Linked DNA regions of Homo sapiens: all the other regions are linked to region 3. Evidence: read pairs that join two places in POLR2A ChIA-PET (ENCODE). Cell type or tissue: MCF 10A. All regions are shown on one strand.

Region 1 (5,000 bases), 220 kb before region 3:
GGAAGACTTATTCTCTAAGCCATCTGAAGCTCTGACCAGTGGCCATGACTGAGGTAGAATATAGTACTGATTAAGAAAATATATGGAGGAGCTTCTGGTTTGTTAAAGGCATGGAGGTGCTAGGAGGGTGACACACCCACCTGGAGAGAGCACAAAAGCTCCTCATCCCTTCCCACATACCTACACATCTCTTCCACCTGGCTGTTCCTGAGTTGTATCCTTTGTGACAAATAGTAAACATATTAATGATGTCAAATGGCTGAAACCTGACTACCTAGAGGCTACTCTGGACTGGTTTAGAGGGTATAAGGTCTCTGATGGAAAACCAGAGAACTTTCAGGGCCAAATTTAAAGATACGGATTTTGCAACTGATATCATTAAAGGCATTCATGACCACTGAAGCACATTTGTGTCGAAGAAAACTGAGGGAACAAAATCAGTTTGACAAGGTACAGTGGTAGATGCCTACACATCCCAGCTATTCAGGAGGTCAAAGGCAGAAGGATTGCTTAAGCCCAAGAGTTGGGATTCAGCCTGGGCAACATAGCAAAATCCCACCTCTAAAATTACAAAAAAAGGAAAACAAAGCAATCAGTTGTGTAAATACAACAGCATCTCAGAGCCCCTCAAGTGTGATCCTGACATAGCTGAAGCCATTGTGGATGCTTTCCCACCACCATGTATAGCTGCCTTATGTAGCACGCACAGATGTGAGCAGCTGGTTCCAACACCAGAAAAAGAAATGAAACTTCTCTTGAATACGAGCTGATATTGCTGTGTCTTATTCATCTGGAAGTATGAGATGCAAAAGTAGCAGCTTTTCAAAGCTTTAAGCTTTTAGAATTAAGTAAAGCAAATTCTGCTATAACCAATCCAATATATTCATGTTTCATATCTCAACTAAGATAATTTTTAGTACATGTGTAAATATGGAAGTAGTTATTGTAATGTGGAAGTCATTTGTGAATAGATGTGCATGGTAAGCAAATTGAACGTTATGGTTACCATGTGTTAGGAAATAAAATCATTTTGCTCAAAAAAAATCTAGAATCCACAAAGGTTTGACTCCCAGCTTTGCCACTTATTGGCTGGACAAGTGAGTTAACTTCTCTTAGCTGCATCTATAAAATGAGGATAATACCACCTAATTCATAAGAGTTGATGTGAGGATAAAAAAGAAACAGATACAACCTCTTACATAAAGGTGCTCAATAAAACAGTCTCTTCTAATCAGCTCTGCTGGTCCCTGCCTATTTGAGAAGCAGTCAAGTAAATGGTGCCCAGTCTTCTGACCGAATAGGCGCACAGGCAACGCCATCCTTTCCCCCAACACTGTACTCTCCAGTGCTCTCAGCAAACTAAACCACTGCTGCTTGTTACTCCTTTGGTTCCCAGGACCCATGACCTCATTCTTTCCACTTACTCTAAGAATTAATCATGATTTTCTGGGGAGAGGGGAATGAAAGAAAGTTTAAAAAAAAAAAAAAAAAGTCTTGGAGGTAAATATTTCTGAGACTCTAAAATAGCTGTGAGGCTGGGTGTGGTGGCTCATGCCTGTAATCCCAGGACTTTGGAAGGGCAAGGCAGGCAGATCACTTGAGGCCAAGAGTTTGAGACCAGGCTGGCCAACATGGTGAAACCCCATCTCTACTAAAAATACAAAAATTACCCAGGCGTGGTGGCGGGAGCCTGTAGGTCCAGTTACTTGGGAGGCTGAGGCAGGAGAATCGCTTGAATCTGGTAGGCGGAGGCTGCGGTGAACTGAGATCACGCCACTGCACTCCAGCCTGGGTGACAGAGTGAGACTCCGTCTCAAAAAATAAAGTAAAATAAAATAGCCGTGGGTCTTAAGGAGATGCAGCCCATGATCTGTCTAGGGGGATTATCTTCCCATGATTTTATGTGAAAGGAAAAAGTAAAGGGAGTGTGAGGGGGAAGCAAGTTCTGGTGACTTCCCCATCTCTACCCACACTGGGCAGCAGAATATTCCTCAGGGGCCCCTGGGGAACCGAAACAGAGTTGGGATGGGGACGCAAGTAAGGTGCTGTGGCAGAAAACTTGGGCTTGGAGTGTGGGCCAGTTTCTGCTTTCCACAAGAGTCAAGTGGATACCACCTACTCTGGGCAGATGGAGACCAAGAAGGTTTCCTGCCCCTTGGAATGCCCGTCCTGTGAGGTGTGGCCAGTGTAACCCCGGACTTGGGAAGCTTTTCCATTGGCTAATGTTTGTGTCCCAACATCTACAAAACGTTAAGTGGAATTAAAGATGGGGAAATACCAGTGGTCTCCAAAGCACTCCAAAATTCAGGCAAGGAGGATCGGGTGATCATTCCATATCCTTAAATGTACAAAAAGAGAAACCTCATTCCAATCATGTTCCATATAATCACCATGGGAGGTAAATGAGAGAAGGGATGAAGTAGGAGAAGCAGAGCTTTCCATTTAAAACCACAAGGCCAGGGCTGGCCCTAGAGTCTAGCAGGCTCTGGCCTCAGAGTTCTATGGAAAGCTCTAAATGGAAATATAACCAGCAATGCAATGAGCTCTGAAAATGCTCTTTGGGAGTTCTGAGGGGGAAAAAAGGTACCTTACCCTGGCCCGCTCCAAGCTCCTTCTCTGCTCATGAAATGCGGCTGGACTTTTCAAAGCTGTTGAGAGAAGAACCGTAAAGATTACCTTCAAGCGAAGCATCATGTCTAGTGCTACGATATTCAGTGGAGAAGGCATCTTAAATTCATGTTACTGGCTGGGCGTGGTGGCTCACGCCTGTAATCCCAACACTTTGGGAGGCTGAGGCAGGCAGATCACGAGGTCAGGAGATCGAGACCATCCTGGCTAACATGGTGAAACCCTGTCTCTACTAAAAATACAAAAAATTAGCCAGGCGTGGTGGTGGTGGGCGCCTGAAGTCCCAGCTACAAGGGAGGCTGAGGCAGGAGAATGGCGTGAACCTGGGAGGCAGAGCTTGCAGTAAGCCGAGATTGCGCCACTGCACTCTAGCCTGGGCAACAGAGCGAGAAACCGTCCCCCAAAAAAAAAAAAAAAAAATCACATTACTGTTAGTAGTACTATAAATATCAGTTGAAGTGAAGGCAATGACACCTGAGTAAGCATGTATCTTTATGGTTTAGCTACCCCATTCAAACAGTTTTGGTAGAAACCAAAATATGACTCCTAATGGGAACTGTCACTGCCTAAGCTTGGGCTATATAAAGTGCACCCATGGAATGTAACTTTAACAAACACCCTGGCCCATGACTGGACCGTCAGCCGCAAATCCCCCTTCAGCTAGGACTCCAAGAACGCCTGCTAGGCCTCACATTATTCTCAGGACACCTGCACACAGGAAGGGGCACAGATGCATGCCAAATTAACCTTACTTCCTCAACCTCACGAGGAATCATAAAGTGGCCAAACTGTTTCAATGGGACAGTTAAAACCAAAAAGATATATGTCCACTCGGCACTATTTCCTTCTTCACTGCACCTGTTATTTATAGTGCTGCTAAAATTAACTTGAATTTCATCTCTAAGGACTAAAAGAACCCCATGGCAATTGTATGTGAAGGAACACACACAACCGACAGCTGAGACGAAGGGCTCAGCTCTATTCTGGGGATACCACACAAAGACCACAAGTCTCGACTTCTGCAAACAACACTCAGGTGGCAAGACCAAACCAAGAGCCTCCAGAAAGGCTGCACCATGAATGGAAGGTCTGACTCCTTTTGTCAAAAACTTGGCTGTAAGGACAAATAGCAACTTAAGACACTCTGAGGATGAGAGGGAAAGGCCTGACTCACTTCAAGTAGGGAACAGAGGCAATAAGAGAGAAATTTATAAGACTGTGGTCAGTTTCACTTCTCCTGCCCTAGAATTTCCAAAGAGCTGTGAAACTGCGAGCAGAGATAACTTTTGCTAGGCTGCTGGCTGCGGTAGGAGTGCAGGGTTAAGGAGCTGCTAAAAGTAGCAAGAGAGCATAGATAGGACCCTATCCTGCCTGGGCCGTTGTGCTTCTTCCTCCTTCCTCTCCACCCCCAGCGGGGGGCTGGGCCTCAGCAACAGCAGTCCCAGAAGAAAGCTTCAATTGTCCCAGTGGTATTTATTTTTAAAAATTTTTTGTGAATCTTAAGATAAAAAAGAAACTACAGTCTTAAAAGTACTACTGAGATCCCATCTTCTAACAGAAGGGGGAGCTCTAGATTTAACAAATAACATCAAAGAAAAACCAGTACAAGTTACCTCCCCAACCTACCTGGGCACTATCCAGGATTCCCCACTTCTTACATGGGCAGGTCGTGGGCATTTCAGTGGGTAAATAGACACCCCCTGCACCTGCTTCTACTGTGTAACGCTAGCTCAACTCCAAACGTCCTGCTCTGCAGGAACCCGGGTGTGATGCATCACACGTAACCTTGGCTCTTGGAAAGCTTAGCACATGCATGAGACAGTAAGTACAAAGAATCAAGAGAAAACGGACACTGTCCACCCCACCCCAGCTTCCTTTTCTGCCTCATTTTTCTCCGCAGCACTCATCACTGTCTTGACAGTCTTTATATAAATACTACGTATCTGGCTGGGCATGGTGGCTCACGCCTGCAATCCCAGCACTTTGGGAAGCCGAGGTGGGCAGATCATGAGGTAAGGAGTTCGAGACGAGCCTGGCCAACATGGTGAAACCCCGTCTCTACTAAAAATACAAACATTTTTGTACAGGCATGGTAGAGGGTGCCTGTAATCCCAGCTACTCAGGAGACTGAGGCAGGAGAATCACTTGAACTCAGGAGGCAGAGGTTGCAGTGCGCCAAGATAGTGCCACTGCACTCCAGCCTGGGAGACAGAGCAAGACTCCGTCTCAAAAAAAAAAAAAAAAGGCGGAATACTACATACTTTTCTTGTTTACTCTCAGTCTCCCACGTTTACATTTACAACATGTCCCCATCAGAGCACAGCAAGGGTTTTGTCTATTTTTTTAGTCACTCACAGCATTCCCCAAGTGCC
Region 2 (5,000 bases), 140 kb before region 3:
CAGGCTCCCTCAGAGGGAGGAACAAGAAAAAAAAAAAAAATCAAAACGTATTCTTCCCACTGCAGTAAATCAAGAAACAGCAGCCAAGTACTTTAAAAAAAAAAAAAAAGTGAAGTTAATACTGTTTGCTCTGCCAAGGCCCCCAGTGGGAGTACAGAACCCAAATGAGAGCTGTGGGATGAGAGAAAAAGAATTGCAGAACCAGCAATCCAGTCAAATTGACAGATATGTCTCCAGATTCTCTAGATAGTCTCTGGAGTACCAATACAGTGTAAGGTCCCAGCCACTGTATAATTTACAATAACTAGGACAACTAAAGTAAAGTGATTGAATTAGTGGCTGGGGGTAAGGAATGGTGTCACACATTAAGCAAATCATGATTCAGGATTAAAATGTACATTAGGTGAGAGGCCGGGAAAACTAAAGGAAAGTACATTTAAGCAACTTCTCGGTGAAGGAATATATAAGGCTGATCACAAAGAAGGCAAGCTCATGTGAGGGGCTGGTAGGGTTCTTGAACCTCTGGCCACCTGCAGATAAATAATTGATTGAAATAAAACCCGAAATGTTCTCCAGAAACAGATTAATACAAAACAGAATTTTAGAGTTCAAAAGGTCCTAAATGCTTACAAGAAAATGCCAGTGATGAAAATATCATGTGTACAGTGCTTTACTTCTCAAAGTGCTTTCACTGAATCATTAAATAAAAATTATTATGTACCTGCTATGTGTTAGGAACTGGCAATACAGAAATTGGATACCACCCCTGCTTTAAAGGGGCCATACTTCTAACAATGAGACCTGCTAGGAATGAAAATGCAGCAAACAATCAGTCTTTGGTGGTATGCAGTAAACATAAGGAGAGCACAGCAGAAGGGGCACCGAAGTTTCTGGGGGAATCAAAGACAGCACACATCTCAGAAGAGACAGCCCTTGAAGTGAGGCCAGAAGGCTGGCAAGCAGAAAGACTAACGGTTATATGCAAAGGAATATATGTGCTTTTTTTAAAAAAAGCACGAAGTGTTCTGGGAACCAAAAGCTGGTCAGTACTGCTGGGGACTGTGAGTTTGGAAGTGATATGAGATAACCACATAGTCAGAGACCAGACAAATAAAATAGCTTAAGTTTTACCCCACAAGAAATGGAAGAATTCTGAGCAGGAGAAAGAAAATGATTAGAATTGGTAGTTAGCGAAAGTATCTTGGCAGCTGAATGGACAGATTGGAGGAGAGTTGAACTATAGCCAGGGAGCCCAATAACAAGTCCCCTGAAACCACAGAGAAAAATGCTGACAATATGATATAGGGCAGAGAGACAAAATATAAGAAGTCAAGGTAGAGGTAAAATCTAGAGAACTCACAAGTCAAATAGATATGACAAGTACAACAAGAAAGGAGGAATTGAGACTGACTCCTAATTTTCTGGCTAGGGCAACTGGCACTATAAATTAGGGAATGCAGGTTGGGAGTAGTCACTGAGAATGGCGATATCAGTTTTAAGTGCACACTAGTCATTTAGATGTCCAGGTGGGAAGAATTAGTGGATTAACTGAATCTAGAACTCAGTAAACAGGTCAGGGATATAGATACATATACACGTATCACATGTGAATACCTTTCCTATTTGGAGGAAATTCTAAGACGGGGAAAGGCAGTCACCTTTTCCCACTACAGGAACTGACAGTAACAGAAATTCCCTCTCTCTGTTCCCTGGCATCTAGTTCACAAATATATAACCCAAGTCAATCAGATCCTCCTATGTAGATCTTTGAATATTGAAAGAATAACACAAAGGTGGAAAATATAATCAGAAATTATTCATGGCACTGTGGCAAGTGCCTACTGGTGGCAGTGCCAGTAGTAACAGATGTTCATGGGAGACCAGGCCAGCAGCAGTGGCAGAGAAGGTCCAGCAAGCAGTGCTAGAGAGAGTCCTCAGCCAACTGATCCCATTACATGGTCTTTACTATGTCTTGCCTCACTCAGTTTCTGCTCATTTTCTGAACTGTGTTATCCAGCCTTCCTTTTAAGGCTGTGCACTATCCAATACTTTTCCAATATATTTATTTTATGCTTAGGTGAACCAAGATTATGTGAAAAATCCTGAGTAGTACAGAACGAGGAGGGAACATAGAACAGGTGAGATGAGGCCTAGAATGGGCCCACTATATAGGGTGACTAGTAGGTCACTATGAAATTAGTTCATATGTGTCATCTCCTTCCATCCTTACGGTCCCTTGTGAGGAAAATAAGGCCAAGTACCATATCTTTATTTTAGGATAAATAAACTGAGGCTAAAAGAGATTAAGATCATACAGTTCTTTTTGCTATCCAAGAGTGTCCTCAAAAAAGTTGTTTTACAGGTGCTCATCAAAAGGAGATGTTAAATGAGCAATACTAATTCTTACAGCAAATGTCAATGGACACAGATGATAACCACACATGGGTCCCAATGCTGGTCTTCCAGCTTCTTCAATTTTGGTAATATAAAGAAGATCCTAACAGAAGCATTAAATTCCTTATAGACAATCACCTAGAAACATACCTAATGAGGATCCTTGCCATCATCCTTCCACTCAGGGTACCTTGGTTACTACTGAAAGAATACATCATAAGCTAAAGGGATTCCTCAAGTGGAAGAAAGGATCATCTATCCCTAACCATGAGAACCACTGTGGGAATGAGAGGTTGAGAGCTTTCGAAAGATGATTATTTCTCAACTTCATTCCTTTGGGATATGTCACAGCCAGTAAGGGAGAAATTGGAAAAAGCAGCTTTCACAAGCTGCCAAATCCATGTCCTAGTCCCAAGGGATAATTAGCCAGTGAGGTTTTGTGGAGCTGATGTAATGTTGGCAGAGGCTAATGTTTTATGGTTGAACATGTAGCCTCTTGAGTTTTAGCTACAGGGCTAAAAGGATGACATCCTGAAAAGCTAAGAAATTCATACCCATAACACCACCACTTCGCAATGTGCATCTTAAAAGTAATTTGTAAACTTTAACTGATCCATCTTTATCATGATTAGTTATGAACATTTGTTAAACTATAAATTCTCTAAATTTTATTTTATGTAACTATTTTGCTATGAAAAGAAATTTCTAGGTAACACAGACAATTTAGAAAGCTTAAAGTAACAAAATAATTAGAAGAAAGGAAAGTTTTACAAGGAGTGAGTCTGTTTGTGGCACTTTCATCCCACTACCACCACACCAAGTTTAAAGCCATCTGATGAGCTTATGAAAACAATTTTTGAAACTGAGTAGTCTAAGCCAAAAGTGTTCAGGAGTACCAAATCTCTCACAAAAAGTGTCAATCTTAGAAACCTTAGAAGTATTCTGAGATGCAGGAGGTAAGAATTAACGGACAAGAAGCAGAAATATTAAAACACTAACACTCTTGGTTTGAGTTTGAGCTGTTAAACTTCTTGCAGGCCTGGCACGGTGGCTCACGCCTGTAATCCCACCACTTTAGGAGGCCAAGGCGGGTGGATGACCTGAGATCAGGAGTTCGAGACCAGCCTGGCCAACATGGTGAAACCCCATCTCTACTAAAAATACAAAAATTAGCTGGGCATGGTGGTGTGTGCCTGTAATCCCAGCTATTTGGGAGGCTAAGGCAGGAGAATCACTTAAACCCAGGAGGCAGAGGTTGCAGTGAGCCAAGATCACACCATTGCACTGCAGCCTGGGCAACAAGAGCGAAGACTCCATCTCAAAAAAAAAAAAAAAAGAAAAAGAAAAGGAAAAGACAAAATGCTTGCCATTTAAAAAAAAAAATGAGTCCTTTGACTTAAATATGCCACAATGATCTCCAAATCCTGAACAAAACTAAGTACATTAATAAAAAAATAAAATCACTAATCAGTAAGGCAAAATATGTAGTGCTTTTAAATATGTGCTAGCTCCTTAATAAGAGACAACTTTTGGGCTGGGCGTGATGGCTCACATTTGTAATCCTAGCATTTTTGGGAGGCTGAGGCAGAAGAATCACTTGAGCCAGGAGTTTGAGACCAGCCTGGGCAACATAGTGAGAGCCTGTCTCTAGTTAAAGTAATAATTTTTTTTTTTTAAGTTAAAAAGAGGCCGGGCACGGTGGCTCACACCTGTAATCCCAACACTTTGGGAGGCCGAGGCAGGCAGATCACCTGAGTGAGGTGAAGAGATAGAGAACAGACTGGCTAATACGGCAAAACCCAATCTCTACTAAAAAATACAAAAAAATTAGCCAGACATGGTGGCATGTACCTGCAGTCCCATGTACTCGGGAGGCTGAGGCAAGAGAATCGCTTGAACCCAGGTTGGCAGTGAGCCAAGATCACGCCACTGCACTCCAGCCTGGGCAACAGAGCAAGATCCCATCTCTACAAATAAATACATAATTAAATAAATAAATAAATAATAAAAGTTAAAAAGAGAAACCTCTGATTCAACTCTGGGGAGAGGTGTATCCATTCAGGAATGTGGATATGAAAACTGTGGTTTATATATCTTTATAATTTCCTAAGAATTGAGAATCATGTTTCTTAAAATGAATGGTGGGGAGGGGGGAGTTACAGATGGCCAAAAACAAAAATGTCCCTCCTACATTTTTTTTTTTTTTTTTTGAGTCAGAGTCTCACTCTGTCGCCCAGGCTGGAGTGCGATGGCATGAACTTGGTGCACTGCAAGCTCCACCTCCCGGGTTCAAGCAATTCTCTGCCTCAGCCTCCTGAGTGGCTGGGATTATAGATGCAAGCCACCATGCCCGGGTAATTTTTGTATGTTTTTTTTTAGTGGAGACAGGGTTTCACCATGTTAGCCAGGCTGGTCTCAAACTCCTGACCTCAAGTGATCCACCCGCTTCGGCCTCCCAAAGTGCTGAGATTACAGATGTGAGCCACCACGCCCAGCCCTTCCTACCTCTTACAAAGGAACGGTTTGTACATGCTCTTCAGGGAAACATTTCTTTGGAGAAATAGTTGGGTTGAAGGACCTGGACACAGAATGAAATGGTTTCTCCT
Region 3 (5,000 bases):
ACGATCTCTACAAAAAATTTAAAAATTAGCCGAGCACGGTGGCACGCACCTGTGGTCCTAGGTACTTGGGTAGCTGAGGTGAGAGGATCACCTGAGCCTGGGAAGCAGAGGCTGCAGTGAGCTGAGACTGCTCCATTGCACTCCAGCCTGGATGACAGAGTGAGACCATGTCTCAAAAAAAAAAAAAAAAAATCCTTGATAAACCCACTTTGGGGAGGAGTTGAGCCCCCCTCCCCCCCAATTATTTAATAATAAATAAATAAATAAATAAATAAAATACCTAGAGAAGGAAAAACTACAACCCAAGGCATGACCTACTGGCACTACTCAAACAGTAGACATAAAGATTTATGGGGAGCAGGGGATCTCTCTTTAGGCCCAAGCTAGTGAACTGAAACAGTGTGACAGCAAATATCATTGAAGGCCAGGCCATTGTAACCACTTGATTCTACCTCCGCTCAGCCAGTCTAGGCCAGAGTGCTTAGGAGCAGAGCAGGGATGTACAGATGTCCCCAGTTCTCCACTCCTCTTGACCAGTAGGAACCCAGTATGGATGAGATGTAATGATTAGGTCCATAATGTTCAAAGTCAGCTTGTGACTTTGAGCAAGGGATTTTTTTTTTTTTTTTTTTTTTGAGGCAGAGTCTCACTTCTCACTCTGTTGCCCAGGCTGGAGTGCAGTGGTGCCATCTCTGATCGCTGGAACCTCTGCTTCCAGGGTTCAAGCAAGTCTCATGCTTCAGCCTCCTGAGTAGCTGGGATTACAGGTGTGTGCCACCATGCCTTGCTAATTTTTGTATTTTTACAGACGGCATTTCACCATGTTGGCCAGGCTGGTCTCGAACTCCTGACCTCAGGTGATCCACCCACCTCAGCCTCCCAAAGTGCTGGGATTACAGGAGTGAGCCACTGCGCCCAGTGCAGGTGACTTTAAGGGCACTTTTGCAAAATGCGAGTGATAATGCATTCTGATGGTTATAGATTAAGGTTAAGTAATTTAGCTGAGCTCAAACAGGCAGTAAATGGTAGAGCTGTGATTGGAACACAGACCATCCAGTGCCATAGTCCAGCCTCTTAGCTACAATGCCCTGCTTAGTTGTGGCTGGTCAGCTCTCTGTGGGTCCAGCAAGGGCTGTCACCCAGGCTGGAGTGCAGTGTTGCAATCTCGGCTCACTGCAAGCTCCGCTTCCCGGGTTCACACCACTCTTCCGCCCCAGCCTCCCAAGTAGCTGGGACTACAGGCGCCCGCCACCACGCCCGGCCAATTTTTTGTATTTTTAGTAGAGACGGGGTTTCACCGTGTTAGCCAGGATGGTCTCGATCTCCTGACCTCGTGATCCGCCCGCCTCGGCCTCCCAAAGTGCTGGGATTACAAGCGTGAGCCACCGCGCCCGGCCAACAGTGCAGTGTCTTAACGGTAGCTCTGCACAAAGTCACAAATTAGTCACAGTAACTTGTTACTTTGTATTCCTCTCACCTGTTTTGTGAGATTCCACAATTTCTCCTGCCTTCAGTTGCATTGCTTGGTGTATGATACATAGTCAATCTTTTTATCCATATCTCAGGAGCAAAATGTAACACAAATTCTACTTGTGGGTATCTTCCTGTATTCGGTTTTACAAAGCACTTGCATGTTGCCTTGTCAGGAAAGAGCAGTTGTTTCTCCAAAGAGAAAAGTTGTTTCACTAATATTAAGCTCATTCCCTATAGCTCAGTGTCCTTGCCTTTCTCTCTACATAATCACTTTTTATCCAAATGCTGAGTCACTATATAATTTTTTGAAGACATTTTAAATAGCCCTCAATTCAGTACACGCAGCACCAACACTGCACCTAACTCAGCTGAAGTTAAGACAATATGAACAGCTATGTTTAATTTATCAAATTTGCAAGCAATGATGATTCCATTAAAATGAAAAAAAATCATGTTTTAGGATTAGTTAAATGTGGTAGCAAATGCTGGTACTGATTAGAATTCTTACAACTGCAAGTGACAGGAAACAGACTAACTTAAGCAAAAGGACTGCATTAAGCCAGGAAATTCCAAAAGTCCCTGTAGTATAACAGTTTCAGGTATGGCTGGATTCAGGACTCCAGAATATAACCAGGACTCAGTTTCCTGCCATTTCTCTTTCTTTTCCGCAGGGTTGGTGTCAGTGGCAGGTTTCACATGCTGGCAAGCTGGAGCCAGCAGCTCCAGCTCCAGCTCTAGCACCCCTGGAGTTTTGAGTCCAGTGAAAAAAACGATGAGAGGCTTTGTCCCAGATATTTTAGCCTGAGTCTCAATGCCTCTCATTGGCTCCAACAGATCACATGCCCAGCCCTGAGCCAATCAACATGGCCACATCCGGGTCAGTTACTACTGCCTCCGCCCCATGCTGTGGAGCCCGGCTGGAAGCCCGGGGGTTGTTGGGTCTTCACCCGGGAAATGGGGAGAGAGACTGCGGGGCAGCTGGCACCACATACGTGCCTTACAGGTGGGGTGTGGGGACTTAGGAGGGCTTAGCACCCAGAGCATTAGCCCAGGGCCTGGCCCCTGGTGGCTTCTCCCGGCCGCTGGCTGCTTGGCAGGGCTGGAGGGGAGGAGACCCACAGTTTCGGGCTTGAGTCACCTCCCTCCTGGCCAGGCTTCGGCGGCACTGACTCAGCGCCTGCGTGAGCTGGATGCTGCCTGGAAAGCTAATCAGCCTCTGAGGCGAGTCATGCCTCCTGTGACGTGGGCTTGTGCTGTGAGTGGGCGGGAATGAATGAAGAAGCGTGGGCTCACCATGGTTCCTAGAGTGTTGATGAAGTGACGGGAGAGGGAGGCGGAAGTCAAGAGCAGCCCTTGGAAAAGGCTGCCAGCCCAGGCTGTGATGCTGTCTGCGGGCCCGTGCAGCCTGGTCCCGGGGTGGGCTCTCTGCACGCGGGCCCGTGCAGCCTGTTCCCGGGATGGGGCACACAGCTGCCACCTCCCCACACCCCAGCACCGGGGAGCGCCCCAGGGCTCCGCTGTGGCCTGCCCTGCGGCTGGCAGGCCATCCTCCGGTTCGTCCCTGTGTTTCAAACCTAAGTTCCATGAGGCAGGACGGGGTTGGTGGGGTCGGGCAGGAGGGCCGGGGATTGGAAGGTTGGCCAGCTCTACCTCCTGCCCTTCCCACCGCACCCCAAACTTAGCCTTGACAAACGGATCTCTGCCCTTCTAGGGGAGAGGAGAGGAGAAGAAATGGTGGTAGAGAAAGAAAGGCAAGGGGAGCTGTGCAGAACCACCCGGAAGCTTGAGAGTTCAACGCGGAGAACCTGCTCTGTGCCAGGCCCCCACCTGGGAGGTGTGGGCAACCTTCCTGCCTTCCGGGTGCTCAGAGTCTAGTCTGGAGACAATAAGAAAAATGGTTAATCACCATGGAATGTGCTAGCGCCTTAGCCCGAAGCAGGGGTCTGGTTATTGAGGTTTGTTGAAGGAAGATGCCTGTAAGGGCTGGGTGCGGTGGCTCACGCCTGTAATCCCAGCACTTTGGGAGACCAAGGTGGGCGGATCACCTGAGGTCAGGTGTTCGAGATCAGCTTGGTCAACATGGTGAAACCCTGCCTCTTCTAAAAATGCAAAAATTAGCCAGGCGTGGCAGTAGGTGCCTGTAATCCCAGCTACTCGGGAGGCTGAGGGAGGAGAAGCACTTGAACCCGGGAGGCAGAGGTTGCAATGAGCTGAGATTGGCCACTGCACTCCAGCCTGGGTGACAAGAGCAAAACTCCCCCTCAAAAAAAGAAAAGAGGGGGAGGGCAGGGGAGAAGGGGGAAGGGGGAAGGAAAGCAGGTATTGAAGGAGAAATTGCTGAGCTGGGCTCAGGTCTAGCCTTGGCCTGGGTTAGAGGAGTGGGCTCCAAGCAGAGTGGCCCCCTTAGAGGCAAAGAGAATGGCCTTGTCTGCCTCCTTTCAGGCTTTGGATGGGGCTGATAGGTGAGGTGGTGGGTGCTTGTCAGCCAAGGGCCCCTCCACATAAGGGGACAGGTGGGGGGCAGCTGCGAGTCTGTAGACCCAAGACTTGCAGCAGCTGGAGGACCGGTGAGCAGCCTGGTAAAGCGACCTGGGGAGGCACCAGCAGCATCTGCTGCAGTATGGCCACACTAGCTGTTTGATGGAGGACAGGGTAGGGAGCAGAGAGTAGGGAGCCGAGGGCAGGGAGCTTCCAGAAGGTCATTCTGCTGCATTGTGAAGAACAGCTGAGGAGGCGGCCAAGAGAAGAAAGGTCCGAGGGGGGCCGGGCGCAGTGGCTCACGCCTGTAATCCCAGCACTTTGGGAGGCCGAGGCGGGTGGATCATGAGGTCAGGAGTTTGAGACCAGCCTGGACAACATGGTGAAACCCCGTCTCTCCTAAAAATATAAAAATTAGCTGGGGCATGGTGGTGCGTGCCTGTAGTCCCAGCTACTCGGGAGGCTGAGGCAGGAGAATTGCTTGAACCCAGGAGGCAGAGGTTGCAGTGAGCCAAGATTGTACCACTGCACTCCCGCCTGCACGACAGCATGAGACTCTGTCTTAAAAAAAAAAAAAAATGGCCCGAGGGGTCGACATGTGCAGAAGTTACAGGAGCACACAGCCCTTTCTGGAAACCCTAAGATGTTTAAGGGTAACACGGGGTATGGGGGGAAGCAGGAGGTGGTGGTGAGAGAAGAGGCCTGACCCTGAAGGGTCACGTGTGCTCAACAAAAACAGGAGTTCTAAAAGAACCGGATTTTCCTTTCACCCCACCTCAGTTTTTTCTGCAAACAGTTGTGCGTGAAATCAGGACCCAGATGCTGCAGAACTGAAGTGGGAAGGGACTGACCACCACTGGGCAAAAGGCCGAAGAGGGTAGGCCACAGAGGGGCTGTCTCTAAGGGCTAAAAATACAAGGGTTGAGACCAACTGAAGTGTGGCGATTTCCTTGACGTTGGCATTTTGGTTTTGTTTTCCTTTTTTTAAGATAAGAGTTATATAGTAACTCAGAGCTCAGTAACATCAGCATTTTGGAAGTAGGATAGGA

What was found. Peaks named below come from ENCODE experiments on the same cell type or tissue, not always from the same donor. Only the 100,000 strongest peaks of a DNase experiment are listed, where the experiment ranks them.
Region 1: POLR2A ChIA-PET joins it to region 3 with 30 read pairs; 18 of 35 experiments call an interaction of 5 or more read pairs at or near these places.
Region 2: POLR2A ChIA-PET joins it to region 3 with 19 read pairs; 16 of 35 experiments call an interaction of 5 or more read pairs at or near these places.

Annotation. Positions count from the first base shown.
Region 1 is chr22:40,432,907-40,437,906 of GRCh38, forward strand. It overlaps MRTFA (myocardin related transcription factor A), which reads right to left. Exons shown (of 15, transcript NM_020831.6): 5 at 2,593-2,648. Among named protein-coding and RNA genes, the nearest start is that of SGSM3, 65 kb to the left of the region's middle. RefSeq lists enhancers at 3,385-3,444, 3,705-3,834, 3,955-4,004, 4,075-4,124. In MCF 10A, a CTCF peak has its summit at 4,208 (motif pointing right); a DNase peak (open chromatin) is centred at 4,235.
Region 2 is chr22:40,509,889-40,514,888 of GRCh38, forward strand. All of the region lies in intron 3 of MRTFA (myocardin related transcription factor A), which reads right to left. Among named protein-coding and RNA genes, the nearest start is that of MRTFA-AS1, 9.4 kb to the right of the region's middle. RefSeq lists an enhancer at 697-1,241. In MCF 10A, no CTCF peak of the experiment used is centred here; DNase peaks (open chromatin) are centred at 1,923 and 2,763.
Region 3 is chr22:40,649,495-40,654,494 of GRCh38, forward strand. LOC124905122 (a long non-coding RNA gene) reads left to right here and starts at 2,354. Exons shown (of 2, transcript XR_007068108.1): 1 at 2,354-2,476; 2 at 3,185-5,000. RefSeq lists enhancers at 2,125-3,324, 2,806-2,905. In MCF 10A, no CTCF peak of the experiment used is centred here; DNase peaks (open chromatin) are centred at 2,327, 2,687 and 3,367.